7 separate regions of the Mus musculus genome follow, and all the other regions are linked to region 7. The links are chromatin loops, found by intact Hi-C in ENCODE. Cell type or tissue: left cerebral cortex. All regions are shown on one strand.

Region 1 (4,000 bases), 1.8 Mb before region 7:
TTTAAATTTAGAGACTAGCCTCTGCACAAATTATCAAAGTTATCATTACTCTTAAAAAAGGGGGCTCCCTGACACTTTGCATGATATAGATAGATAGATTATATATATATACACACATATATATGTGTGTATATCATATATATACACACATGTATGTATATATCACACATATGCATATGTATATATAATTTAATTTTGTATCTCTATACTCACATTCATGTTCATGAGGCGAGGGGATCAGTAAGCAAACAAATGCATCAGGATAGAACTCCCACAGCTTATGACAAGGAGGGCAGCCCCACCCCCACATTTGCCTATCCTGCTTGGAATCCAGGGCACCTGCAAGGAAGGTCCTCAGGTGAGCCGCCAAGGAGGAGATGACAGGCTCTCTGGCAGCTTCCCAGGGCACTTTGAGCTTGGCCGCCATTTCACTTGTTCTTTTCCTTCAAATCACACCTGCTGCCACAAATCCGGGACACCTGACACCAGATGTAGTCAAAGGGAAAAGAAAAAATAAAGCCTCGCCCTCCCTAATTCCCTTTGGTAGGAGCCCAGGTCACCAAATCCATTACATAATTCCAGCTCTGGCTGACACCTGTGCCAGGACTGGAGCGGGGTCGGGTTGCAACGCCTGTGCTGGGACTCTGTCTTGGCCACAAGGTTGCCAAAAGCAAGTCGTGGCAGACCAAGTTTGGGGTATGTATTCTCTTTTATGACTTAGGTTGGGCTGGCTCCTGAGGGGATGTTTCAAGGATCCTCCCATACCTCAGTTTAGGGTTATGAAATACAAAATGATGTTTCAAACCCTCGGAATTCACTCGGGCGGTGTCCGAAGTCCTTCGGTGTTCTAGTTTCTGCGAACTTCCCGATCTCCCCCTCCCACCTCAAGAAAAGTGGATTTTTTATTTGCTGCGGGGGGGGGGCACTTCTCCCGCATACCCTAATCTGCGTTCTTTTACCCCCTACCCCACCCCGCTTCCATACTATCGATGTGCACTTTGTTGGTGCTCATGGCCTAGCGCATACATGTAGTTAGAGGTCCGACTGGGGTCCCCCTTTCCCCTGAAGGCGGACAATGCTTCATTAAGTATCTGCCATTATTAGTCCAAGAGAAGCCTTTATTCCGACCACAAATACGCATCGTTTTTCCGCCCGTGCCTGAAAAGTTTGTGGGAAAGGAGGTCGAATGCCCAGGTCTTCAGGGGACCAGATAACGAAAGTCCAGTTCCTAAGCTACTAGGAAGTTCACAGTCCGCCTCCCCGTGCCTACTAACTTTCAGCGCAAAAGATCTCAAGTGAGGCAAATCTTTAGATCAGAATAAAATTTTCCAATATTTTCCCCCGAAGGAAATTAAGAATACTTGCAGTGATCCACCACAGAACACCGCGTCAAAGGAGCTTATTACGGCGATTTACGGTTTACGACCAAGTTGGACAGTTATGTTGGAATACACTCAGGCTTCATTTTGCACAGTTCTTAAGAATTTCGTTGAGGCCTGAAGCCAAGGCTCAGTATACCCAGTTCATAGGAGGAAATCTTTTGGGGACCTTGGTTGAAAATAATATAAAATTAAAGCTAGATTCCAGATATTCTGAGGATCTCAAAAAGTAAAAATGCGCATGCAGCAAGAGTCAGAGAACTTCCCAGGACACGTCAGGCCATCTCATGTACACAGGGTCGATTCGTGGTGTGCATCCCTCATCATTACCCGCTTCTTTGCTGTTCTGTATCAAAGGACACGAGAAACACTGTCGCGTATACCCTTTTCTTCTAGCAATTTCAATGACCTCTGGGAATGTCACTGTACTCTACGCCCTTTAATAAATAATCTGCCAGTACATTCGTGTGCGCCTAGAACAGTGTAGACCAGCGACCTTCTTGTATAGCGACACGGGCTGGTGAAATTCTCTTTAAGGACCAGGATGCTGGCGGGGCCAGAAAGCACTCTGCCCAGCCTGGGAGAGCTAAGAAGTAAACCAGCCCCACAGAACCTGCGTTCTCAAAGAAAGCTTTCTTCACAGCAGTTTTGCAAGCCCCACCCAATAAAAGTTAAAGCACTATACCTTGCCCCGTGTTACTCTGCCGCCTGTTTCCCAGTTTGGACATGCTGGAAGTGTTGGATTTGGGGAGGTTTGCTTTGGCTGGGTGTGTAAGTTGTCTATATAAGCTCTGCTGCGAGTACTGTACAGAGGAACCCGCCTTGATGGACTCGGGTGTTAATTAACGGGAAGCTAATTTGAGCTCCAGGAGCTGGAGGCAGCGGGTCGAGAGGCGAGCCGCGAGGGGCCAGTGACCTCTAGTGGACAAAAGAGGATATGCAGCGCGAGTGAGTAGGTGCGCCAGCCTGCAGGGAAGAGAGAAGGGAGCTAGCTGCAGATCCGAATTTCTCCCAATCTAACGCCAGCGCCAGCGGGCCACACAAATGCACGATTTAAAGGGGCAAAGAGAAATCAGCAATAGATGTAAAATAAGGGCCTTACCTTTTCTGAAGCATCTAAAACAAGTGAATAACACACACACACACACACACACACACACAGAGAGAGAGAGAGAGAGAGAGAGAGAGAGAGAGAGAGAGAGAGAGAGAGAGAAAGAGAGCGCTTCACCATTCTTTAAGGCAAACGACAGAATGTATGCAGAAAGGGTTTGGAAAGTATTTAAAACTTTACTTTCTGAACATAGAGGAAATTTTAAAGCTTCTGTGAGACAAAGTGGTCAGATCATGAATAGAGTTCACCACACCTGTTCTTGCTTTTAGAAAATGTTCCAGCTTAACTGGATCTAACATGCAAAAGACGCTTTTTTTTTTCTTTCTAACTTCGTATTCCCCGATCAAGCAAGGCTGGACAAGATGGGAGCAACTGAAGCACAAAGCCTCTTGGCTTAAAAATAATTTACACAATGGCTTCTCCCTCCAGCCACATTTTATCAGTTAGTTAATTAGTGTTCTTAGTTATTTTGAAAAAGATTGTTAAAAGCAAACCATAAACCTTGATAATTTAGGCTGAATTCTTGTAAAAAACAAACAAGAAAAGCAAACGAACTTTTCATTTTGGCTTTCCCATTCTTCAGAATGCATCAGAGCTCTGGAGGTGGCTTTGCACCCTGCATCCCATCTCAGATCTCAAAGGCCCCCAGTCAGACTGATGTTCTGACCTCTCTCATGTCCTGCGTTTGAGCCCCCTCCCCACTTATGCTCCAGTTTTCCTTCCTTGGGCATTCTTCATAATCCCTAAGCCAAAGTATGAATTGGTGGTATTCTAAGGCACTAGGAGCCTAGTGAGTCCTGTGGGTAACCAGGTCTATGATCAATTGGGCAAGGACACCATGGTGTGCGGCGTTTCCTCTTCCAAGAAGATGATACATGTTCACTGACTAAGACGGTGTGGAACACAATCATCTTGCTGCGTTCGAATTTACCTCCAGAATATTGTTTGGAGTCCTGTCTGGGAACAACCTTGAGTGGGGGTATCTTTGGTGGAGAGTACAGAGTTTGGTCGCTGGTCGCTGGAGAAGGAAGAGAAACCGGCAGCTGAGGCTGGACAGCATTGCTTTTTTCTCGGAACTTCTCTTTGCTTTCATTGAGTTGCATAGGCCAAAGGAGCGGAAGGTCGGCCGGGCAAGGTTGTTGCTGTTCGGAGCACCTCTTAAGAAAAAGAGTGGGGGAAGGGCCGAATTTGAGAGATTAGGCGCTCCCACATCCGATGGACCGGAGCTCCAGCGAAAGTCCAGAGTATAGCCTACCCTAGGGGCTGGGTGTGTCACATCCTAGTGAGGGCAAAACTGAGAAAGGCGGGATAAAGATGAGCCCACAGACACAGAATATTTTAAAGAGCTGTATTTCTTTGCGGACCAAAGAAGACAGATTGAAAGCTGTTGAAGCGAAACATCGCGTGAAAGTCCCACCGTTAAATCTATGTCACAACAAAACATAGTGTTAACAGATTAAATTGAATTGTTAAAAAAAATCACCAGTAAATTAACCAATAAACAACTCAA
Region 2 (4,000 bases), 1.2 Mb before region 7:
TCTTTGTACAAAATGAATCAATAAGCAAACCAAACATTTTTATATCCCATTCTTCCTCCGAGACAATGTTTGTATCACGTTTACCATATTCCGATTCACTTAGTCATCACCTTTGCTTGCGGTACTTGTTACCCTTCTCATAAAGTAAGATTTTATACTAGTGCATTTTATTTCTATCAGTTTCCTATGTTATAACTTAATTTCCTTAGAAAGTCCCTGAAGCAACCACTGTGTCTCAGTGATGAGCACCAGCAGTGAAATACATTCCAAATACACCAACTTGTGTTCAGCTTCACTCTTTCATGATAAAAACTCTCCTTCAGTGAGTAACTTGTTAGTGGTTGTCCATCCTGTTAGACTAACCCATTCTTTGTGTATTTCCTAGAAAGTCATGCATGGTACTTATCTGATGTTTGAACTGACTCTTCAGCTAATTTGGAAATTTCCTGGACATTCTGTCTCCCAATATATCCTTTTGTTCTAAAATTTGTGGTTTAGATCTCAGTGACATTTATAAAGTACAGTGCTTGATCACATTCTTTCTGTGGGTGCTATGTTTGGAGGTTTTAGTGATTTTGTTTTAAGTTTTCTAGTTCTGTATTCTGCTCTGTACATTTAAGTATCAATTTTGCTAGATTAAGAAACACCCAGAGACTCAGGTGTGATAGCAAATACTTGGTATCCTGGCAAACTGAAGACTGATGTGGGAAGACTCAGCGCCCCAGGCTACCTAGACTACATGTAATGTATTTTGATGAAGTTTTAGGATGAAGAAAACTAATTGAAGACAGAGACAAAGCAGTAATTTTAGCAAGGATAAGAATCATGTAGGAGATAGCCTCAAGAAATATATACAGTCCAAAACTATGAGGGTGCTTATTATTTATATGTTAATTGTTTAACTCTTAATACAATTTGTTCATTTAACTGTGCATAGAAAACACATCCTCTATGAGAACAGAAACATTGTAAGTTTTAGTTATTGATATATCCCTAAACTCTACATCCATGTCACATAGAGTAAGCACTTAGCAGTTTAATTTATACCTTAGTAAATGAATTTATATAAAATATTTTGGTGGGGTATGAATTATCTCAGCATTCTATTTAGAGCCTTGTGAAGACAGAAACTATACTTAAGTGTGGGCAGTTAGGTAACAAATTTGTGGCTGGCCATTAGAAGAGCTATTTAAAAGATCAGTGTTATCTGACAGATTATGCACTACCCTTCCCACCAAAGCAAAGCAGAATATAAGCAAAAGACACGGCTAGCAGAGGCATCATGTGCAGATTTTTAGAGATTACCTAATGTGTGCCACTACATATGTTAAAAGTAATTTATGGAGGATAGCAAGGTGGCCTGTTAATGCACTTGGTGAAGGAGAGAAATAACTCTTGGAAGTTATTCTTTGACCTCCTCATGTGTTCTGTGGAATGTGCATACCCACACGCACACAAAGATACACATCACAAGCAACCAATAAACCAAAGTAATTTCTGTACCTTAATTAGCCTTCTGCAACAATTCTGATGACTACTTTATTGGTATTTTATTTGCCAATGCCATCAGCAACATAATCACCATAATTTCCTATCCATACACCATCAATATTGCACAGATACAGACACACAGACACAGACACAGACACACACACACACACACACACACACATACACGCACACACGCACACACACACACACACACACACACACACAACACATAAATACATACAAACTGGCTTACCATTAAGAAATAATGTGCAAATACGATGCATATATAATACATATATCCATAACTGTTCCCTCATGTTGTTTGTATATTTAATCAATATAGTCACATTATTTGTATACTTTTGGAGTTTGCATTTCAACGATTTTTGAGGAACACCATGTTTTCATACACACTAATTTACCTGGTTTGTTTTACTGCAGTCTGTCTTTCCATTGTACAAAACAAAATCTTGACTCTATTTGACATGGCTCACATTTGTCTTTTCAATTCTGATTTTCTACTGCAGTGACCTCTTGAAAATTACATACACACACACACACACACACACATACACACACACATACACACACACACACACACACACACACACACACATATATATATTAATTCATCTCTGCATCAAGTGCTATAGTTATTTATCTTATTTGATGCTCCACTTTGTCTTGAGTCAGTGAAAGTACACTTTGCTAGATATCATTAATTAGTGTTTGCCACTTAAAGGTAGGCATACCCAAAGCCCTGTTTTTGCACTCTCTCATCTCTCATATCCTTAATGATGCAAATTTATATTCAGTTTGTTTCCAATGGTCACTGGACACCACCAGCTGGATGTCATACTTGACCTAAATTTGCACTTCTTCCTCTCAAATTTGTTCGTCTTTCTCTGCTTCCTATTTAACTGGCTGCGGCACCATCTTAACAATCATTCAGGCTCAAAAGCTTGGAATGATTTATAAGTCCCTTGGGCCTCATCAGTTGCCAAGACCTGCAAATTACTGTTCCATTCATTCTGCCAAATTGGTTCCTACTGCTACTACCCTAGTTTAAGCACCATGACTTCTACACTTTTCACAATGGCATAGCTTGTTTTCCTGCTTCTAAGTGTCTTTCTGCTTCCTAGGCATCCTGTATCCTGCTTGATTAATTTTCCTAACGCACAATTCTGTTCATAATATTTCCCTGTTTGAAAGCTTTTAACAGCTTTCTGTTATTGTCAAATAAACTCTATCCACTTTAAGCTGGAATTCTTGCTTCTCTGAAAACTGACTTGTTTATTCCTTCAAACTTATTACTGCTTTATTTAATATGTCACATATGCCTATCAAATGGAATATATCATTGCTTCTTTACCTGTTTGTGTACTCTAGGTCAAAGTGGGACAATAAGCCACTGTAAAGTCTTTCTAAAAATGATGAAGATTTATTTCTCACAAACTATATGAAGTACGTTCATCTTGGCAGAAATTTCTTTGTTTACTGCAGCCACTTCCAGGTTGGTATGGGACCATCCATGTTCTTCACTGCTGCTGTTTGGAAAGCATGTTAGAGGATTCTACTCTAACAGATGCTATAGCAAGAGAATGACATAGATCACTTTAACTGACAGTTCACTGACCTGAATTAATTACGTTTCTAATTGATCCTAAGGCACACTCAAAAATCCAAACAAGCCATGTGAAATAAAAAAGACTCCTGGTCCTGTTGGACAGCACTAATGGCCACTCTTATCCTTATGTTTGTTTCTAGCATTTTCTATTGATGACTACTGCTCATCAAGCTTAAAATGCTTTGCATTATCTGTTTGCCTTGCATGTGTTGTCTATTCTAATTCCCAGTATAGCTCACATTTCTTCAATGAGTTCTTTGTGGGGTTTTTCAGACGTTTATTCTTTCTCTGCTCAATTTTACTATAGTCCCTAACTGTTGAAATAATTATTTATGGCTTGGTATTTCAAACTTACAGACCAAACCGTAAGCTTTATTCACCATTGAATAAATGATCATTAGCAGTGAACACATGAATTCATAAATCCAGTTAGTGTATTGTGATCACTTATAGCTCTGTTATTGGCAGGGGGAGGAAGGACTGGTTTCTATTACTTATTTATGAGGAGAATATTTTATTATTCTCACTATGTGTAAGGATGGATTCTACACACACATATAAAACGGTTTCTACATGTATGGTATATGTATATTTATATATCTTATGTATATACATATAGTTAGCAGATCTTAGCTTGTATGGTACAAATATAGAGTAAATTAATTATGAATCTGCCTTATTCTCACTCTGAAATTGCTGGCATTGCTATTATAACTCTTTTAACTCTTCTTTTTCTTTTGACAAATGTTTTATTTTACCATGGCTCTTGTATAGTAATAAGATACATAGTCTAGTGTTGTTTCATAAGCAGAACATTTTATAGACTACCTATAAAAATATGAGAAGAAAAGATAAAACAGTGATGTCCAATTGTCATACCTT
Region 3 (4,000 bases), 1.0 Mb before region 7:
CATGAAAATGTGATCATTGTTGGTCTAAAATAGAAAGTTATTTTGTTAAAGCCTCTATAGTAAAATTTATTCAATGTGCAGTAGTTATGGTTAGGTTTATTTAGAAATTAGCAGGCAGCTATGAGCAATGCATTTTTATATTTGAAAATAGCAATTGCTTAATATAAAACCATCAAGAGCTTAGGGCACACGCACACAAACAAACAAAGCAGGATTCTGACAATCTATTGTTATCTATTTAGCAGAACTTGGGTAAAGGGAAAATAAAATTTAAAAGATTAATCACCAATATTTAGGTTTAGTCAATGTTACCATGGGGCATGATTCATAAAGATATATGTGAACCTTGGATAAATTTCAAAATAAGCAACAACCAAACCCAGTTAATTTTGTGCCTTTTAAGAAATTGATAAATATCAGAAATCAAATAGCTTTCTGGTTAACTGTTGATAACATGTAACTGTTTATAGTATACACTGTGACTTTTTGTTTTTAATGATATATAGATACATAACTATGTATCTAATATACTGATGTATATTTTTATATATTTTATTGATATTAGAGTCTTCCTCTCATGAAATACATCCCAGCAACAGTTTTCTGTCTCTCCACTCCTCCCTCCACACCTCTCCCTCTCCTTGAGATCCATTTCCATGCTTTTCCTCTTCAGAAAAGAGCAGGTCTCCAAGAGATGACAGAAGACAGCACAACCACAACAACAACAACAAAAAAAAATACAATACTTTAAATCAAAGCCTTTCCACTTTCTATCAGCCAGTTCTGCGAGAAAATAGCTCAAGTACAAACAGGGAGTATAAACAAATTCTATTGCCTTTCTCCTAAAGCTGATGATAAAACTGACAAGCTGCTTTCCCCAATACAAGTGGCTAGTAGCTACCGATGTAAAATGTGCCTTTTGTCCTTCTTCCCATGTAAATAAGGTTACAGCTTCAAAAGACATGGGGCATTGTACTGAGAAATCGTTTCAGAGGTGAAAAAACGGGAACAGTCGACAGTTCACAAGCTTTAGTTTTCTATTATCCTGTGTAGCTATGTACCGGTGTTAGCTTAGCCAGACTTCAATTTGGAACCTCTTAGAAAGATTCAGAAAGCTCTCCGGCGCTTCATCGGACTGTTTTTGTTTCTTGTTTTCCCCTTGTCAGAATTGAAGGATAGAGTGGCAGCTATCTTTAGCAATCTGACCTAATGGAGGCTTTCATCCACTCTTTCCTCAAAGCCCACCCAATGCAAGGAACCTTTCCCAAGTGCCCTGGGAAGAAATCTCCTTGGGAAATTCTTCAGAAGGCTATTTAGAGAGCATGCACAGAGACCGAAATAGTTCTCAGAGAGATCTTGGCTTTTTTTGCTGGGAGACTGTCTGGGCTTGTTGGCCAGATACTTCACTGGGTAGATCTTTGCTCGTCAGTGTTTAGCCCGGTGAAACTTTTTTTTTTCCCCATTAGATGTTTCTACTTTCTTCTTCCTTGTAGAAAGAAGTTTCACATGGACTACTTATCTACAATAAGACGTTTGAAGAAAGAAATAACAGAAAAAAAAAATAGAAAGTAAAACACCAGGGATGTGATTAGATTTCAAAAGCTGTAGCCATTGTAAAACGAAGGCTACTGTGCCTCTTGCTAGTATCTCTTGAATGTTAGAAGGATGATGCTATAATTTAATTTTAATAAACTAAAATTCCTTCTCTGACAGGGATTCATATTATGTCTGACTTTTTAATTACCTTAATTATTTTTCTTTCATTTGTGATATATATATATAAACGGGAAATATATATATATATATATATATATATTTGTCTCTAACACAAGCATGCAAAGGTCCCTATAACCAGGACAAGGTATTTTCATTTTCTTCTGTTTTCCCTGTTGCATTCCTAACTGCATTTAATCATGGTATTTAAAAATAAACTGATTTCATTTTAGGAAGAAACTTTAAATTGAATTATTCTTAAAACTTGTGATTGCATTTTCTACATCTCCAAACTAGCCATGGAAATGAAAGGTTAAAAACAAACAAACAAACAAACAAACAAACAAAAGAAAAACTAGGAAGGTCACAGACAATCTTGAACTTTTTCTTCCCACCCCAAACTAGCCTCATTTCAGAACTGATAATATGAAATAGTATGTTGGTTCAGACTTATAGTACCCATTTCAACATCTCCACCAGGAAGACAAAGGCGCCCTGAGTCAAATATTGTCTAACAAAATAAAGAGCAGCTCAAACACCCGGCTCAGCTACTGACTAATTGCCGCAATAACACAGTGCTCAGCTTTGCTGCTGGAGAGTGAGTGTGGCAAACGGTATACTTCTTATTGGAATTAAAAGATGGCTGGGGGGAAATACAAGAATACTCTTATAAAAAAAGTTATGAGGTAATCTCGTTATAAGTTTTCCAAACTTCCTGCTGAGTGTTTGTTCCAAACGTCATTTAAATAGCATGTTACAGTGATACCTCATTTACATGGTGTGTCAAAGTGTTACAGTTTCCACATTTCTAGACGCCCAGGTCCAAGACGACATTGCATAATGAAGGGAAGGGGTGCAAGATTTTTAGGAATGAATTTCAATGTAAATAGCAATCAGTTTTTCTCTCCAGCTTCCAAGAACGGGGTGCATCAGTGATGCACTATGTATCCTGTCCTGGATGTTGCTATGCTCATGGATTTAGGCACTTTTCGAAAACATGGAGAGGGCATTAATGGCACCGAACAATTACTTTTTAAAATTCTGTTCTTTTTTCTTTCTTCATTTGCGTTCTATCACAAATTCATCTAAGCATACAAATCGTTGTTTCTCATTGGGGAGTTTATCTGCCAAAATTTTATTGCTATAGGAAATGTATGTCACTTTGGATTATCATTTGGCGCTGTTGAAGCCAGAACAGTATGAGCTTCAAACTTGGTTTTTAAAAAATCTAATTAGTATCAACTGAAAAACAAGATCCCCAAAGACATTTCTTTCTTACTTTTCCTACTACAAAAGATGATTGGTGATAAAATTACTAATTTGTGAATTTTTTTTGCTTAGACAAAACTGTATTTGACACATTTAAAGCATATTATTTTTTACTAATATACACATTTTCTTAAACTGTGCTTTAAAAATGGGGGAAATTAAATTAATCGAAAAGTTTGTACTGGTTAAATCCAGTTAGTATGGGCTGGAATGAATGAAAATAGAATAATTGAAGGCATTAACTCTTCCAGTAGCTCTCCAGGTAAACCTGGAGAAGATGGTAATCAATAAGGAAAATTTGCTAAGAATTATTTGCCTGTTAGGTTTTTGAGTGAAAGAAATGCAAAGATAATATAGAAAATCTGCACTGTGTGATCAAAATTCTTTTTTTTTCCTTTAGCTACTTTAAATTCCAGTGGGCAGGCATATGCAAAAATAGTAACTGGAATTTTCATCAAAATTAGTAGGAAATTGTATTTCTAGATACATGTATACACATTCACATGTGTATATACATCCATAATAACATGCCCACGTGTAAAGACACAAATGAACTTATCTAGAAGCTATGTGGAAACTACAGAGGTAAACTAGTACATGAAATCATGTACACTATGAGAACTGACTCACCTAGATGTAATACAACCACCATCAACCTTTTTCATCCCCTGCAAACACAGTCCACACAGTCTGCAGCGCTTCCTTTGCAGGTTTATTTCATGGCCTGTGAAACATAAACCAGAGATGGATAGAAATGATCATTGCTTTATTAGGAGACTTCTCAGAGCAGAGAAGCATAGACGAGAGATGAAAATGTGAAGGAATGTCACTGCTCAGAAAAGAAAAGGAGCAAAATGATTCAAGAACACGTGGGAAATTATCACCATTCCATAGCATCTTAGCATTTGTTAGTACATTTCTGACAAATGAACACTGTAGGGTAAAGATCATCTTTAAAGGGTAAAAATGTTCAGGGAAGAAGGATGTGATCCTGGATCTATTTTAAAGAAACTAGAGA
Region 4 (4,000 bases), 1.8 Mb before region 7:
TGCTTCGATAAGAAATGATTTTTTTAGAATTGTGTAAAAGGCATAAGACTTTAAAGAAAGGAGCCGATTTTATGAAAGGGCAAATGCAAAGGGCATTTAATGAAAATATTTACGAACTCTTGCTAAATTTCAGGCTCTCAGTGACTACGCAGCCTCTTGCGCTGCGGGTCCTGAAATGGTAAGGCCTCAGTCTTGACACCAGAACAAAATTATTCAAACATACTTGGGACTAAGTGGAATTTTTTTTTCCTGTCTGCTAGTTTTATATTTGTTAGGGTTTTCCTCTCTACAAATGTTTTAGTTTTACACAAAACCACAGCAGTATGTCTTCTTCTTCTTTTCTTTTTAAATCACATAGCAACCTCTTGATTGAAGGCATTATCTTAGAGTCAAGTTAAATGGACAACTACTTCTATTTCCACACTACCTCTTGCGATTGCTCAAGACCGTGAATTTAGGGTGGCTCCTGCCCTCTTCCCTTGCCACCTTTTAACAGAGAAGTGAATTCCCTATGCAAAGAAATCCTGATATCAATAAAATCCCCAGACATCTACAGGATGCAACCAATGTAAGTGCGTGTCATGGAATCTTCAAGCCAAATGCCCCCCCCCCCCAGACACAAAAAGAACGCCTCTGATTAATAATCGCTTACGCCGCATACTGAGCCAAAGACAGGGGGCCGCAGGACGCCAGAGAAAGGAACAGAATTTTCAATATCCAGAATTTCAGTACAGATTCCAAAGATGAGGTAACCCTATCTAGTGAAGATTAATACTTAGTAAATAACGGTTTGGGGTGGACAGCGGGACGTCTAGTGTAGTTCAAGCTTTTCTCAGAGCAAAGGGAGGACAACGCAATCACCCGACATTCTGCATACAGCCCTGTAGGTAAGACCGTAGGTAACTCAAAGTCCAGGCCTAGCACGTTCTCTCTCTCTCTCTCTCTCTCTCTCTCTCTCTCTCTCTCTCTCTCTCTCTCTCTCTCTCTCTCTCTCCTTCCTCCTTCCCTCTCTCTTTCTTCCTCCTTCCCTCTCTCTTTCTCCCTCCCTCCCTCTCTCCCCCTTCCCTCCCTCGTTCTCTTCCTCCCTCTTTCCTTGTCTTTTGAGATAAGGATATTAAAACTCTTTTTGTGAGCGGTTCCCGCGAAGCTAGATTTTGAACCTTTTGTTTATTTTAATTTCAAAGTCGAAGTACAGCCGTGTGTGAATTCCTTAATTTAGGGTTTTTTTTTCCGGGGTGCTCCAGATAGCCCCGACGCCACCCTAGGCTTGGGGAGAGAAAGGAAGGAGCGGGTGAAGCGGGCTCCCCGCTTATTCCAGCAGGGCGGCCTTTGGGCCCCACCAATATTCCTCTCTCCTTTCTCTCTCCATAGGCCCACCAATGTTGCTGTGGTCGCAGCCAGGAGGACTTAGGTCAGGGGTTCTAGAAACAAAATAAGGGAATTGCCATATCCCCAGAGCTCAAAGACGTCTAGGAAATCACCCGGGCCAGAAAACTGAGTGGTGCTAGGGGCCAACGTCGGGCTCCAGGGTCCTGCCAGCAGGGAAACAGCGACACCTACTGGCCCTTGAGCACCTCGCTTGGGTCGTCGGGGCGGCCCTGGCCTGGGAGAACCTGCATTCTCTGGACTTGGGTGGCTTCAAGATCTTTATGTTCAAGACACTCTGGACTTCTATAGCCATTACTGAACAAAGAAAGAAAAAGCTATAGTTTCAAGATGGTCCTAGGGGAGCCGCAGAAGGGACCTGATAACACAGGCAATACACACAACCTCTATTCGAAGATCCTTTCTTCTGGAACCCTGGGGACCTGCAAATACTGTTGACCACAGCCAAAGCGAAATCCTAATTTACTTGAGTCTATATTACAGTCCTCTTCATCACCGTACCTATTTCAGCGCCAAACGAAGACTGCATCTTTACAAATGTCCGGCACCATAGGCCTGTCATTTGTTTAAGTCCTTTGGGATGCCATTTGCACCTTTATTGTACTGACTTCATCCAGAAATTGACAGCTTTTCTTTTCTTTAATTCCTCATGTTAGGACAAACTTAGAGAGAGGGTGATGTTTTTAACACACACACACAAACACACACCACAAAGCATCTATAACAATGTAGATATGTTAAAGAATATGCACTTTATATAACATATCTGAGTGCAATGTGTGTATTCTAGACTTTGTCTTATGAGTTTTTTTTTTTCCCCCATACACCAAATGGTCATTTTCTGAGTAGATGTGGTGCAGGTGGGCCGGGCACTGAGTGGAGGAGGGAGGGGACCCAGCAGCCCCTCCCACTCTCTATGTTTCCTTTTCATGGGCCAGGTTCTGAGCAGGCAGGGGCCTCTGAAACCTTACTGTGGTTCAGATAACTAACCTGTTCAAATGCTAGGGCAGATGCCTTCCTCGTAGAACACTGGAGCATTTGAAGCCTTTGAGGTTTCAATTTAAAATGTCACTTATTAACAAATCCCAGTTTTTAAAACAATGAATGCACCTGTTAATCTAAGGTCAGGATTTCCTATCGAATACCCTTAGCTGTAGAATAGTGAGTGGAACAACGGTCTAAAATATCTCACCCATGTGGGTAAGAAGCCTTGGTATAGCCAAATTATTGTCTCCATTTTGAATAATTGCAAAGGTTTGCTAATTACATTTTTCTTTAAATAAAACAGGAAGCTCTTAGTTTCCCTAAAAACAGATGATTAAAATATAGTTTTCTATGTTCTTTTTATTTATTTTTTTAAAAAAAATCTCCCAACTGTTCATGAAGTCTCAGCTCATTTTTATAAATGCAGTTTTTGTTCTAATTTTCTTGAAAGTGGATAGGAGTATGTTCTGTAACATATGCACTCAAACCTTGAGATAGACACTTAGCAATCTGTGTGGTGTGTGGTGTGTGAGTAAACTCACATTGCTAATACTGAATAAAACAGAGCTCTATTCCTTCTCAATGAGCCTTATATCTTGCTGAGTATTAAGGTTTCTTCTTGAAAAATGAAGCCTTCATAGGAGAGAGAAGGAGAGGGAAAAGACTGCAGAACAATTAGACTATACTGGGCAGACATACACCAGGCAACCAAACCCAGTTCACAGGGGTTTTTAGGTCTTGCAAGCACCTTGGAAAGCGGCAGTGTTCCTTTTCCCTTCTCTGTGTGGGACTTTAGAATGTATCTTATTTGTCACCCCCAAATCATAGCTAGAATGGATTCTGGTTTCACTGTCTTTGGTATAACTTTAAACATTTTTGAGCCCTGATGTGAAAAATACAGAAAAGTGGAACGTGTGCTTTAAAATGGTGGAATTTTTTGGTGTTTGCATGCAAACCAGTGCCAACAAGTCAGCATATTATACCCTGGGTAAAGGAAAGTTGCTTGATTTAGAACAGAAAATTAGGTCAGCATAATAATTCATGTCATAAAAAAACATGAAAATGTTTGCTATAAAAACATAGATGTGAGTGGTCATTGTGATTAGTGTGAAGGGTGGAGACAGAATCCTGGTGTGTTTTGGTCTCCCTTGATATAACTCTCTCTTTAGTACAGAATTAAAGAAATGAAAACAGACTGAACTACTAGATTGGGACTGGGCTCTTTGTCACATGCCCATGGTCTACTGTCTCCAGAGAAGGCACAGTTATTCCATTCCCTGCTTGTTGAGTAACATGAAGAAACGGATGCAAGGGTGGCAGTATTGATCAGAAAACATTACTCTGTGAGAAGGAGACTGGTACATTTGAAGTCTGCTTAAATCCATAGTTGGTTGTCTAGGGAGGGAGCCTTTATGTGTATGAGTTGGCAGTCTGAGGGAATGAAGCTCTGAGGAAGAGCTTCCTAAGTCAGCTCCCATGGAGAGGTTCTCCCAGAACACCTGTGTGCATCTACGCGGAGGTGTGTGTGTGTGTGTTGTGTTGTGTGTGTGTAAAACATTTGATCAAAAAATACATTCATAAAATTCTGCCTTGTTATCTATTGGAACCAGGTATCAAGGTCATTAACTGC
Region 5 (4,000 bases), 780 kb before region 7:
AAAAAAAAAAAAAAAAAAGACAATTTCCATATGGGGTTTGGCCTCACAGTGAATTGCCTCATGCAGTACTTTGAAAGGTTGTTGCATGTTTTTATTTCTATTTCTTGAGAGATGGTCTTGGTTTATAATTCAGACTGTACTAAAGTTTTCCAGGTAGTATAGGTTTACTTTGAAATTTTAACCATTCTGCCAGAGTTCTGAGATTGCAATTCCCTTGAGTACAGAGACTATAGTATACACCCCATGTCTGGCATAAAGCGAGGCCACTGTTCCAAGCACTAAGATTGTATTAAGTAACCCAGTTTCTGGCATAGACCTAGATCACTATCCTGAGTGCTGGGTTTACACTATGTAACCCATCTCCGATATAGTTCTCTAATCATTTGAGATTAGTCACGAGAGAAGAGGGACTTCACATTAAGTAGTTCAATCTTCTGTCACAAGAATATTTACTTTAGTCCTATTGACAAATGATCTGCTTAAATTACTAATAACGTAATATACCTGCATAGACATAATCAGGTATATACCAAGGTATATACATGCCTCATCCTCCTAGAACTTAATTTTTTAATGATAATTTAAGTAAAATATCCAAGTCTCTAGCAATAGAACATTTATGATACAGATTTTAAAAACAGCTCTAAATGTATTGATGTAAAAATGACTAACTCCCATGTTAGGTTAACACATGCATGGGTCAAATCTTAGAAGCAGTTTGACTGAGTATTTAACATATATGATTAAAATTAGTATTGGGTAGCCACAGTGGTAGTACATTCTTGCCACTCTTATACTCATGGAATGGCCTAGGGGGATAGCTATGACTTCCAGGCAGTCTCAACTACAAAAAGAGACTTCGGAGTCAAAACAAAACATTTATTCAAGCTCCACCTAGGACAGAGGGAGAAGAAAGTCATTTCCAGGAATAAGTATTGTGTCTAAATCCAAGGACAGGAGAAACATTATCCTTGCAATGAGTAACAAGCCTCATGTTGGGGCATAACGGATCACCTTTTCTCACATCTGGAGGAACAGAAACACACCTCTGGAGGACAGGAACAGTTTATGCCTTAAATTGAGAAGGAATGGGTGGATGGATATTAGGGAGGTAAACGCTGTGTTCTGAGTGGTGTAAGGGGATAATCTTTATGAAATGGCAGACAGAAACTATTCGTAAGACAGGACAATTTTATTGAATGTTGATATATGCATCAGAGAACAAATTTAATTTCTCTGGAGTGTTGGGAATATTATATAGATACATGGTTTTTTGCTAGATGTACAACAATAGAGAATGTAGAAAGAAAATAGACAGCTATACCTACTGACTGGGTAAGCTAACACAAAGTTACTGTTGGTGAGAAACTAAAATGCAAACAGATAGGAAAGAACAGTATTCCTTTAATAGAAATCCGAAGGAACTTAGATAGAACGTATCAGATGAAATTGGAGAGTTTGCCATATCTTTGGTAACTACCAGGACTTGGTGTTTGGTAGGGGAAGATAATGAGCAGACAGAATCTCGAAAATGTCTTTCGTGGTCAGGAGCAGATTGTAAAAAATATGAACACCATGAAGGGATAAAGAACTCAATTTGGATATACTGATTTTATCATTCTTAAATATAAAAAATGAAGAATATATATGTTATTCACATACACACATAATCCCAAGAATTCAGAAGGTGGTATTTTAGAAATGCTTACTTTCGAGCATGATGAATCCAAAAATGAAGTTTTATGTAAATTTTTAATTTATCATTTTATTCAAACCATAAAAACCTTCCACTGAAACTATTTCACTGACAATTTCTCTTGTATGCCGTATTTTCTGCATATTTGTATTTTGTGCCATTCTTCAGTTTTAGACCCCAAGCTCCTTGGGATGAGGACTTTGTCATTAATTTAGTGCAGCTGAATATATTACATGGTGCCATGTGTATTTATAGAACTTTGCTAAGTAATGATGATTCAGATTTGGTAATCAGCACTTGCAACCATCATGTGGTTATGCAGATCAACACTTACTATGCAAAAATCATTTCTATAGGGGCAGATGTGCTGGTCTCCCTCTTGGTAAATTTTTAGATCAGTAAATTTCTCGCAATGTAAAAGTCAATTTAGAATGATGCCTTTGATTGTCTTGCTGCTACCCATAGCAATTTGGAAAGTGGTACTTTTGTGATGTCCTAGCTGATGCACTTTAAAAACAACAGTGTCTTTGGCATCAATGTGATACAGGAATTCAAATAAAACAAAACATCTTTTCTTGATCAAATATCATGGACACATCAGTTCACCAAATCAGAAATTTACATTTAAAGTACTTTATATATTGATAATATGGTCATTCATTGTAGTTCCTCTACTGAATTATATTGAGAATCTCCCAGAATTTGAAAGTGATCATTTTATTTCATTTTTGAAATATAAAAGCTGCTTCTCATTTTCAGTCTCTTTCCTAGTTCAATTAATTTATTTTAAAACACAAGAAATACCAGTTTTTTTCAGTCTTAAAATATTATGACTCTATTTGTAAAATTTAGTGGAAATGTATTAAAAACTAGAGTCTATCAACCTTTGTTAGGCATATAAGTACCCAAGTTAGGGAGAAAGGAAGCGAATAAGAAAATTTGTTAGTTTTGGAAAGAAAGGGAAGAAATTGGTGTCAGATGAGTTTGGAAAGAGAAAGTAATTATTTCTGAGACAGGTAATGTAGCCATGACAAGGTGATTTAGTTTGGAAAGAAGCACCTTTCTCTTAATGAAAATAAATTTCTTGTTTCCATATTTTGCCACTCTTTCAAGTGAAAATGTCAGTATCTGATAAATGGCTTCTTAGATATTCTTCACTATAAATACCACGACTACACTGAAACCTTTCTACTATCAACTGATTTGTACATGATAGACATCCATAACCAAGTTTTTAAAAAATGTTATAATGAAATGACAGTATATTATTCATCTCCTCTCCTCCCAAATGACTCAAAGTAAGAACATAAGTATATTCAAGCATCTGTTTACATTCTGGGACACACATGAAAATTAGTATCTCTGCAACATGAAGCATCAACAAGATGATAACAGTTCTGCCATTCTGGCTGGTGGATTCCCAACCATATTAAACCTGTTCCCTTGTGTTCTTCTTCCTCATCATTGTGGGAAAGGGATGGTAAGAGGAGCCCTATAAGCGAACAGTTTGCCTGTGTGAATGGCTGTTTGTATTTAAATTTTCCTCAATGTTCTTCTTTGGAATCAACTACCATAAACACTAAAAATTTTAAATCTTTTTCTTTTTTCATTTGTTTTTACTGAATATTATTTTAAGAAATTCACAAAGGAGCCAGGTGGTGGTGGTGCACGCCTTTAATCCCAGCACTTGGGAGGCAGAGGCAGGAGGATTTCTGAGTTCAAGGCCAGCATGGTCTACAAAGTGAGTTCCAGGACAGCCAGGGCTACACAGAGAAACCCTGCCTCAAAAAACAAAAAAACAACAACAAAAAACAAAAACAAAAAAAGAAAGGAAGGAAGGAAGGAAGGAAGGAAGGAAGGAAGGAAGGAAGGAAGGAAGGAAGAAAGAAAGAAAGAAAGAAAGAAAGAAAGAAAGAAAGAAAGAAAGAAAGAAAGAAAGAAAGAAGGAAAGAAACTCATGAAGGAAGACATGCTATTTATATATTACGGAGAGTTTGGAAATGTCATTCTTTCCAAACTGGTTAAGTATAAATGACTAAAAAGAATATGAAAATAGAGGACACACTATTACACATTATTTAGATTTTAGATGTAGAGAATATCACTGTTTGGCATACAGTGCTTTCCCCTTGATCCTACATAATTGGTTAGACAAAAAACTATTGCAGTTATATTACATTAGATATATAAGGGAAATCTATGTGAAAATCTCTATCATCTATCTATCTATCTATCTATCTATTTATCTATCTATCTATCTATCTATCTATTTATCTATCTAATCTCTATACACACACACACACA
Region 6 (4,000 bases), 1.1 Mb before region 7:
CCATAATTGTTCTTGTCTGGAAGAATTACAGGGATGGAAATGGAGAGGAGCCTGAGGAAAAGAAGTCCCAGCAACAGGCCCAAATTGGGATCCAAGTCAAGTGGAGGTCCCAAGGCCTGACAATGTTACTGAGGCTGCACAGTGTTCACAAAAAAGGGATCTATCATGACTGCCCTCCAAAAGACCCAATAAGCAGCTGAAAGAATCAGATGCAGATGTTTGCACCCAACCAATGGACAGAAGCAGCTGACCCTTGTTATTGAATTAGGGAAGGCTGAAAGAAGCTGAGGAGAAGGGCGATCCTATAGGAGAACCAGCAATCTTAATCTGGACCCTCAAGATCTTTCAAACACTGGACCACCAAACAGACAGCATACACCAGCTGATATGAGGCCCCCAACACATATACAGTAGAGGACTTCCAGGTCTATGCTCATTCGGAGATGATGCGCCTAACCCTCAAGAGACTGGAGACTCCAGGGAGTTTAGAGGTCAGTCGGGGTGGAGGGTGGGGGCATCCATGTGGAGAGGAGGTGTGGTGGGGAGGAGGTATGAGATGTGCAGCAGTTAGAGGGTGGGAGGGGAGGGGCAGGGAATGGAATATGGAGTGTAAAAAATGAATTACAAATAAAATTAAATAAAAAATAATCTATGGAAACTTTCTTTTTATGATTTTTTTCAAGAATATGTTCAAAGCATACAGGAACATTCTGTATTTATTTAATCTTGCTAAACGTTTTTCATGTTCATGTCATCTTCTCACTTTGGGCTTTCTCTAGACAACATGTTTTAGAGTAAATACTTGCTATGCTTCTCAAGGTGCTTTCCAACTACATCCACTGAAGTACAGGTGGAAACCAGGACACAGCTGGAGAAAATGTTCTGGTCATGGTAACTAACTCAGCTCTTAGGCCTCTGAGAAAAACAGGTGCCAGTTTCCTATAGGAAATGACCATATAGGGACATGGATAAATACTGCCATTTAAACTTTTTCAGTGTTATTTTGGGGATTTTTCTGGGGCTCTGTAAGATGTATATGACTTTGTAACCTAGTGATTTGCCACAAACACAGAATGGGGAGCTCTTAACATTTACAAGCAAGGGAACCCTTTATTTGCCCACATTAGTACATCCTTGTTTAATTCTGTGGTTCTGCTTTGTCTGTATTCTGTAACAACAGGGGGGCTACTGTTTTGTGTTTGTTTGTTTGTTTGTTTGTTTGTTGTTTTTGTTAAAATAATTTGGTGTGGTATTTTGGAAACATGACAAAAGAAGGCAGATTCACTATTAAAATATATGGCCTACACTTTCACTTTCTGTATTTTAAGTTCTTGCTCTGTTATTAAGCTCAGATGTTTTAAAGTCAAGATAGTTAAGGTAGAAAATGTAATTCAAACAAGGGATTATTGAGAGAAGTGTGAAAGAATTAAGTGAAGAAATAAGGAAACAATTGGAGTGCAGAGCTAGCACCCCTAGAAGCAGGTGGTCCCTGGAGCTGAAGGGAAGTTATCTAGAGCTAGGCAGAAGTGGAATTGTATAGAATGAGTTAGCGGTAGGACTTCCAGTGGGACATAGCTGCTGTTGGAAAGGGAGTGAAAACCAGATAGATACAGCACATCAGCTGCACTGCCTTTGCTGTCTGCTAGTTATCTTTCTCCAGAGCCTCCAGCTGGTGATTGCAGGCAGAGCAAGAATCAAGGTGACTCAGAACATAGAAGCAGAGACAGCTCCTACCACATGAAGACAGAGATTCTTTACCTATGGCTTTCCTTTTCTTCTGGAGTTAGCAGAAGCAACACAGATTAAAGAGTAGGTGTTTAAAAACAAAAACAAAGTAGTGTGATAAAACTATTTAAAACTAAGGGTCTTATACTGTCAGATGGCTCTATCACATTTCTACACTAGTAAGCAGCTTCCAATTACTGTGTTTATAAAGTACTATTTTAATTATCCAACCTCCCACCTCCATTTTTTAAAGGAAAAAAAAACCACTTTTTAATGAAAAGTGTTTATATTAGACAAATACTTTGGAGTATTTGGTTGGCAACAGCTCATTGCTCCTCTACTCAAACTTCTAACCCTTGCTCTTGTCTAGAATTTTCAAATCCAGTCTCAAATGTGGGGCAACTCTCTCCCACCCCCAGCTTTTACTGCCCAAGTGGGTATTAGGCTAACATGTGTGTGGATCTGTCCTGCTACTTCTAGCCAGTGTATTTACACCTTAATACAAGTTAACCAACTTTCCAGCTATTCATCTTTTCCCTTCATCAACCACTTAAGATACTCCTAGTATGTGACAATACTTACTAGACACTAGCTATATGAGGAACAAGAATAAGTTTTCTCTTCTCATGGAGATTATAATTTAACATGGGTTAGTGTTAAAATATAGTAAGCAAATATGTAAACAAGATTTTAAGATAGTAAATATAAAGCAGTTGAATGCATATGTGTAGTATCTATAGAGACATCTGTGACCATCTTTCATTTAATGTGCATTCAAAGTTTTTAAATTAAATAAATAGAGATACACTCCAGGAGACCTGAGATGACTTTCCACAGACTATCTGACATGCCTTTTAAATCTAACTACAATCTGCTTTCTCTGAAAATTTCTCTGCTCACTCAAGCCGAATCTGTCTCTTCCATGGCACTTGTTCACATCCTGCATTTTCCTTTAGCACTGTGTGGTATTCTTCCTGTCCCCTCTGCCTGTCACTTCCTTTTAGCACTTTCTGCTCAAGAATGCCTCATTTTGAGCTGTTGCCTAATAGAAAGCTATTAAGCTCAAGCAGCTACATGAGATCTCCATGGATCACTTGGCTAAGGGTTTACTCGTCCTTCCTCAGTTTGTACTTATTTCATGTGTTGCATTGTGATTGATTTCATATATTATAGATTCATTTAATATATATGTAAAGAGCTGCCTATTGTTTGCTACGAGTGAGAATTATATCTCTGCTTTAGCAAAGCTTTAATTTTAACTTGTTCATAAAGCATAGTTTCTTAAGGTGAAGGTTATCAACTAATCATGTTTAACTCTTGAATGTAGTTAAGATTTTGAAAGTCAGTGTGAAATAGTTATACTGATGGAGTGGGAGGGATGATGGAAGGAAGGGAGGGAGGGAGGGAGAGAGGGAGGGAGAACATAAAGTTGGATGAGTAGGTAGGTGGGGGAGATGTTAAGGGAGAGTTAAGAAATGATTAAAATCCAATTGTATGAAATTCTCTAAAAATTAATAAAATTGTTTTTAAAATTTGCTATGTTCATCTATTCAAATACCTACATGCCTTCTGTTTTTTAATTTTTTATTGAAAATAAAGGATTTTTAATACAATATATTTTGATCAGTTTCTTCTCCCTCATCTCTCAAATCTTTCCCACTTCCTGACCAATTCAAACCCATGCCTTCTTTCACTCTTAAGTAAACAAACAAAAAGGACGAAAAACAAAAATCAAAACCAAAAGCCCAAGAATAAAACCAAAAATGAACAAACAAAACAAGAAGAAATAAACAACAAAAACCAAGGTGTTATTTTGTATAACGTAAATATATATTAAAACTGTTGAAGACTTTATCTTCTAAAATACATGTGAAATTTTCACAAAGAGAGAATTGTGAGACTAGTTATAAAATACTGACTTATATATAATGCATAGTAAAAGAAGGCATTGATATTGGTATTTTACTCTGCCATTCAAAATTTTCAAAAGGAAACAATTTATGGGAAACCTTGAATATTTGAATGATTTAACTTTTCACCTCATAGTGTGTGTGTGTGTACTGAGGTTAACGCTCTCCCCTCCCCCAATGTTGGCTCCCATGAACGTTATATAGAAAAAAGAAAGACTAGAAAGGAGAAGTAGGCACGTTACATTTTGCTTAGGTCGGCTGGCAGATTTCCATGATGTCAGCCCTATTTCGTTTTGCTCTAAAAGCAGGAGCTCATGGGTTTGTTTTTGTGTTTCTTTAAACCTGTGTCCACTCATAATCCTGAG
Region 7 (4,000 bases):
ATCTGGCATATTAAATGTATCCAGGCTAAGAAAGGGGCTTGTGGCCACAGCCTCCTCCTTTCCAGGGAGAGGGGCCACATTGGAAGTGGATTGACAGTTTCGACTGAAAACAGCTTTCTGAGAGGCTAATCATATAAAGTATTGCAAATGAATAAGGACTACGGGAGGGAGGTGTTCACCTGCCTGTCTCCGCCGTGCAAGATGAGAGCCTGTCTGTACTCACACATGCGCTGACTTAAAAAAAAAAAATCACATAAAAAACAACATCTTTGCTACAGAGACGTTTTTAACAAGTATTACAGAAAGAGCACCAGCTACCAAAAAGAGTTGCCAGGGCCAGAAGGAGCCATCAATCGAAACAGTTTACATTTCAAAGTTTTTCCAAGAAGAGTGAAAAACGTCTCCCTTCCTTGATGGGAAACAGGAGGAGCTGTAGTGAAGAATCTATTAGCTGCCTTCTTACTCCCCGCTTCGCTCTCCAGAGCAGCCCTTTAACCCTTAGCCTTGCCAACAGGTTAGAGGGAGGGAAGGCAACGCTTGCCTCCCCTGGGGTCCCTGCCCTCTGCCGCTTGCAATGCGGCAGATAAATTCCTCATCTTTGTGAGCGTTCATTGTTCAAGGAGGAGCCTTTTCATTCTGGGGACTCTGCACGATCTCGGGTCACCTTCAGTTCTCCATACCGTGCTCCTCGATGTCGCTTAAGGAGCGATCCTCCCAATCAGCCAGAGGATGCCTTTTCTACTGGAGATAATCCAAGAATTCTCTTATTTATCTCCACTTCATTTTTGACCTGGGAATGGATGGTAACAATGGTATATTTTAATCAAAACTCATATGTGTGCTTTAATTGTTATAATATAGTAAGAAAAGTTTGCATGTTTGTCTCTGTTGGAGTGGGGCGAACCACACATTCTACCATCGAAAAACAAATTTTAAAAGGTGCAAAATTAACACACATACTTTTGTTTGGGGCTTTCAAGTTTTTATTTGCTTTTTCATTTTATTTGTAATCATAAAATCTGATTCTTCTGAATACACTAGAGTAAACTGCCCATTTTTATTTTCAGTAACTAGAAGAGAGGCAAATATAAGTACTAAATCAAGGGGGGGGGAATTAATTTCACAATTAAGTCTTGGGGCTAAAGATAAAAACACTGAGAACCTTTTGTCACTAACTGATGTTCCATTCTGTAGTGCTTGTAATTTGTTCATTTTCCTTCCTACAACATGCCCAATATGCCAGCAATCCTACCATTAGACTCAAATGTGTCACTACATACACATGACCAACGGGAAATGGGTACAACCATAATGAAGATGCAGATAGCCAGAAGCAGTGCTAAGACCTTTGTCTTAGACTGAATGTAAATACAGTAGGAGCAGGAAAACGAAGGCGTAGGGAGCTTCTAATTTTTGTACATACAAACAAATGCTGTTCATCATATCTGCAAAAAGTAGACTTTCTTAGATTGACTTATTGACATAAATTACACAATATCTCTGGAAATCGTCAACAGTTTCTATATCAACATCCCTTGCAAATACCATTGGTTCTCAGTGAACTCCTTCTGACCTCCTGGTCCGAGGCTGTCACTGTGTGATGTACATAATTCTCTCAACACTGATCCATTACCTCTGCCCAGTGTTGGGGGTCAGGCCAATAGTGTAAAGTCAAAGATAATTAGCAGCCCTATCAATAACCAGTTACAGGATCTCCGCCCAAGTGACAGGACAGAAAAGCCAAGAGAGGACATCGCATTATAAAGTGAGAGAGATGTGCCGACATCTTCTCTGGTTCAAGCGGCTGCTATGGACTATCAGCATCACCAGGAGACCTCACTACATTAGCATAAATTCAAATGACAAATGCACAGTGCTATTCAGAGACTCATTAATTTGCAGTGGGTGCCGTGCTCATGACATATTAGTGCAAAATTCAAATGTCTTTGTAGCAATGCGAATTTAGTTGTGAGACCAAAGTCGCTAAAATGAAAATGTGTGGGTTTTTTTAGCAGTTTATTAAATTATGAACTGTGATGACTATATCCGTGCATCTTTTTAAGCAGATGAGGTCCAGCGTGCTCCAGCGGCAAACGCATGGTTTGTGTTGATATTTTCCCTTCAGACAGTTTCCTCGCAGCAGATCAGACTGTCTGCTCTGAGCTCTTGCTGCATACGGGCTGAGAGCGCCCCCTTCTGGACAAATGACAATGTCACTTGAAAAAGAAGACCAGACCATTTATTGTTTTCCTTTCTTATTTTTAACAGAATTTGATATAAAGAATTTCAGGGCCCACCTCAAACCCAAAGAAACCAGCTTGGAATCATTTGTTGTAATAAGAGAATACAACAACTTTCTATGAAACGCCCAAGCATCACCCACTGTCGAAAGTGATCTACAATTATTTTGTATGGCACTTTTTTCTCTAACATCTCACAAAATTGTCCTTAAAAATAATGTCCTGGTTTATATATGCTAAGAAAATAAGCAATGAAATATTGTTAATCATTGTATTCTTGCTCCACAATATCATGGAAAAATTACAATTACTAGGAGTTTGTTTTATCGCTTTAAAAAAAAAAGCAAGCATATCCACAGAGCCTTTTCAACAAAGCAACCACATATGTATTGTATGCATCTCAGTTAAGGAGACAATGAATAGACAGGGTAAAGGTTGACTCACATCTGGTCCAGATGTGGATAGTGAGTTTTCCTGTTTCACAGATGGTAACATCCGCCCAGTTACTTCATTACTCAAAATAGCCTTATCAATAGTGTGTTTCAAATACTAACATACCCCACAATATTAAAAACACTGCTCTAATCAGTAAAATAATGACATGAAGAGAGTTAATCTTCTCTGCAGGAATAACATAGCAAAAAATGTACAATATCAGCCTCTGTGTTTCTCGGGGTTCAGGGTTCTAATCTTGTTGCAGCAGAGTTACACCCCAGGTTTATGAAGTAAACACTCATCAACTCATGTTGATGTTTAATAGTAATAAATGTATATATATATATATATATATGTGTGTGTGTGTATGTATATATATATATATATATATATATATATATATATATCAGTCCTCAGTGGAAGGGCCAACTTGTCAAATAGTAACACACATCTGAATAAATTGGAAATCATATTAATATTTGGAAATAATTTTTAGAATAATAAAAATTTCAGAAATAAGAAATACACACCTTTCAGCCATTTGAAGTAACTAACCTCCACTGGTGTATTAGGAGTCTTCGCTATCAGACTCTTATGTTTATCATGCTTTAAGCTTTACATAAATTACATAAAGTAGAGGGGGAGTCATGGCAAACTATTAATGCTTACGGGCCTAGTGATGTACTTCCTATGCATTTATGATAAGTGCAGGAAAGAAAACCTTCAAAAGAAAGATATATAGTTTTAAATTCCATTATCATAATATCATTAAAGCTGTGCATCATTTTCAACAATTAAAAGTAAGATCCTAGTCATGTATTTTACTTACTGAACGCTGAGTTAGTCTTGAGATACTTAGCAGGCTCGTTTTATTTTATAGTAGCTGCTACAAAGAAGATCTGCAGCTAATGAGGATGGAGAGGGATCGTGTGCATTAAACTCGCGGGCGTGGTGTGTGGCTGAACAGTATTAGATTAGCCCTGCAGCCAGATGTCTAGGCATCACTTTTCCCTAATGAATTCTCTTTTACCGGATAATTAGAATCCTAGACCCTGGGAATGTCAGAGCTGTGAGGCCCATTGTTGAACATCCTTCACTTTATGGATGTAGAAATCAGAAACATGGAGTTGCTAAGCAAATTTTCCAGAACTTAATGACTAGAACGTGGCAGGTACGAGGCAAGAACCGTCTTCTTCAGAATCTCTTCTCAAACTAGAAATGAGAACAGTCACCCAGAGAGCTGTAAGAAGGTGGCTGGGTCCATTTCCAAAGCCCTTGGTTCTTTTTGTCTAAGATAGGACTAAGGAATTTGTATTTGTAACAAG

Evidence for each region. A loop is a pair of places that touch in the nucleus more often than their neighbours do. Peaks named below come from ENCODE experiments on the same cell type or tissue, not always from the same donor. Only the 100,000 strongest peaks of a DNase experiment are listed, where the experiment ranks them.
Region 1: it touches region 7 in a loop (3-fold over the local background); 3 of 42 quality-filtered maps call a loop at or near these places.
Region 2: it touches region 7 in a loop (4-fold over the local background); 2 of 42 quality-filtered maps call a loop at or near these places.
Region 3: a loop joins it to region 7, with 8 times the contacts of the local background. A loop is called at or near these places in 4 of 42 quality-filtered maps.
Region 4: a loop joins it to region 7, with 5 times the contacts of the local background. A loop is called at or near these places in 3 of 42 quality-filtered maps.
Region 5: it touches region 7 in a loop (2.6-fold over the local background); 2 of 42 quality-filtered maps call a loop at or near these places.
Region 6: a loop joins it to region 7, with 4 times the contacts of the local background. A loop is called at or near these places in 3 of 42 quality-filtered maps.

Annotation. Positions count from the first base shown.
Region 1 is chr13:83,713,474-83,717,473 of GRCm38, reverse strand. It overlaps Gm52046 (a long non-coding RNA gene), which reads left to right. Exons shown (of 2, transcript XR_003950632.1): 1 at 1-696; 2 at 1,348-2,542. Among named protein-coding and RNA genes, the nearest start is that of C130071C03Rik, 5.9 kb to the left of the region's middle. In left cerebral cortex, a CTCF peak has its summit at 2,303 (motif pointing left); a DNase peak (open chromatin) is centred at 2,282; H3K4me3 peaks cover 3,406 bases; H3K27ac peaks cover 3,894 bases.
Region 2 is chr13:83,142,028-83,146,027 of GRCm38, reverse strand. No RefSeq gene overlaps it. Among named protein-coding and RNA genes, the nearest start is that of Gm33073, 23 kb to the right of the region's middle. In left cerebral cortex, no CTCF peak of the experiment used is centred here; DNase peaks (open chromatin) are centred at 398 and 2,485.
Region 3 is chr13:82,940,250-82,944,249 of GRCm38, reverse strand. No RefSeq gene overlaps it. Among named protein-coding and RNA genes, the nearest start is that of Gm33073, 180 kb to the left of the region's middle. In left cerebral cortex, no CTCF peak of the experiment used is centred here; DNase peaks (open chromatin) are centred at 1,097, 1,308, 2,466, 3,624 and 1 more place; H3K4me3 peaks cover 659 bases; H3K27ac peaks cover 4,000 bases.
Region 4 is chr13:83,722,733-83,726,732 of GRCm38, reverse strand. All of the region lies in intron 1 of C130071C03Rik (RIKEN cDNA C130071C03 gene), which reads right to left. Among named protein-coding and RNA genes, the nearest start is that of Gm52046, 3.1 kb to the right of the region's middle. In left cerebral cortex, a CTCF peak has its summit at 1,565 (motif pointing left); a DNase peak (open chromatin) is centred at 1,553; H3K4me3 peaks cover 4,000 bases; H3K27ac peaks cover 4,000 bases.
Region 5 is chr13:82,719,918-82,723,917 of GRCm38, reverse strand. No RefSeq gene overlaps it. Among named protein-coding and RNA genes, the nearest start is that of Mir3961, 24 kb to the right of the region's middle. In left cerebral cortex, no CTCF peak of the experiment used is centred here; a DNase peak (open chromatin) is centred at 2,017.
Region 6 is chr13:83,066,432-83,070,431 of GRCm38, reverse strand. No RefSeq gene overlaps it. Among named protein-coding and RNA genes, the nearest start is that of Gm33073, 52 kb to the left of the region's middle. In left cerebral cortex, a CTCF peak has its summit at 1,666; DNase peaks (open chromatin) are centred at 1,632, 2,721 and 3,918; H3K27ac peaks cover 419 bases.
Region 7 is chr13:81,942,392-81,946,391 of GRCm38, reverse strand. No RefSeq gene overlaps it. Among named protein-coding and RNA genes, the nearest start is that of Gm41009, 57 kb to the left of the region's middle. In left cerebral cortex, a CTCF peak has its summit at 2,193 (motif pointing left); DNase peaks (open chromatin) are centred at 678, 1,383, 2,171, 3,744 and 1 more place; H3K4me3 peaks cover 2,104 bases; H3K27ac peaks cover 2,440 bases.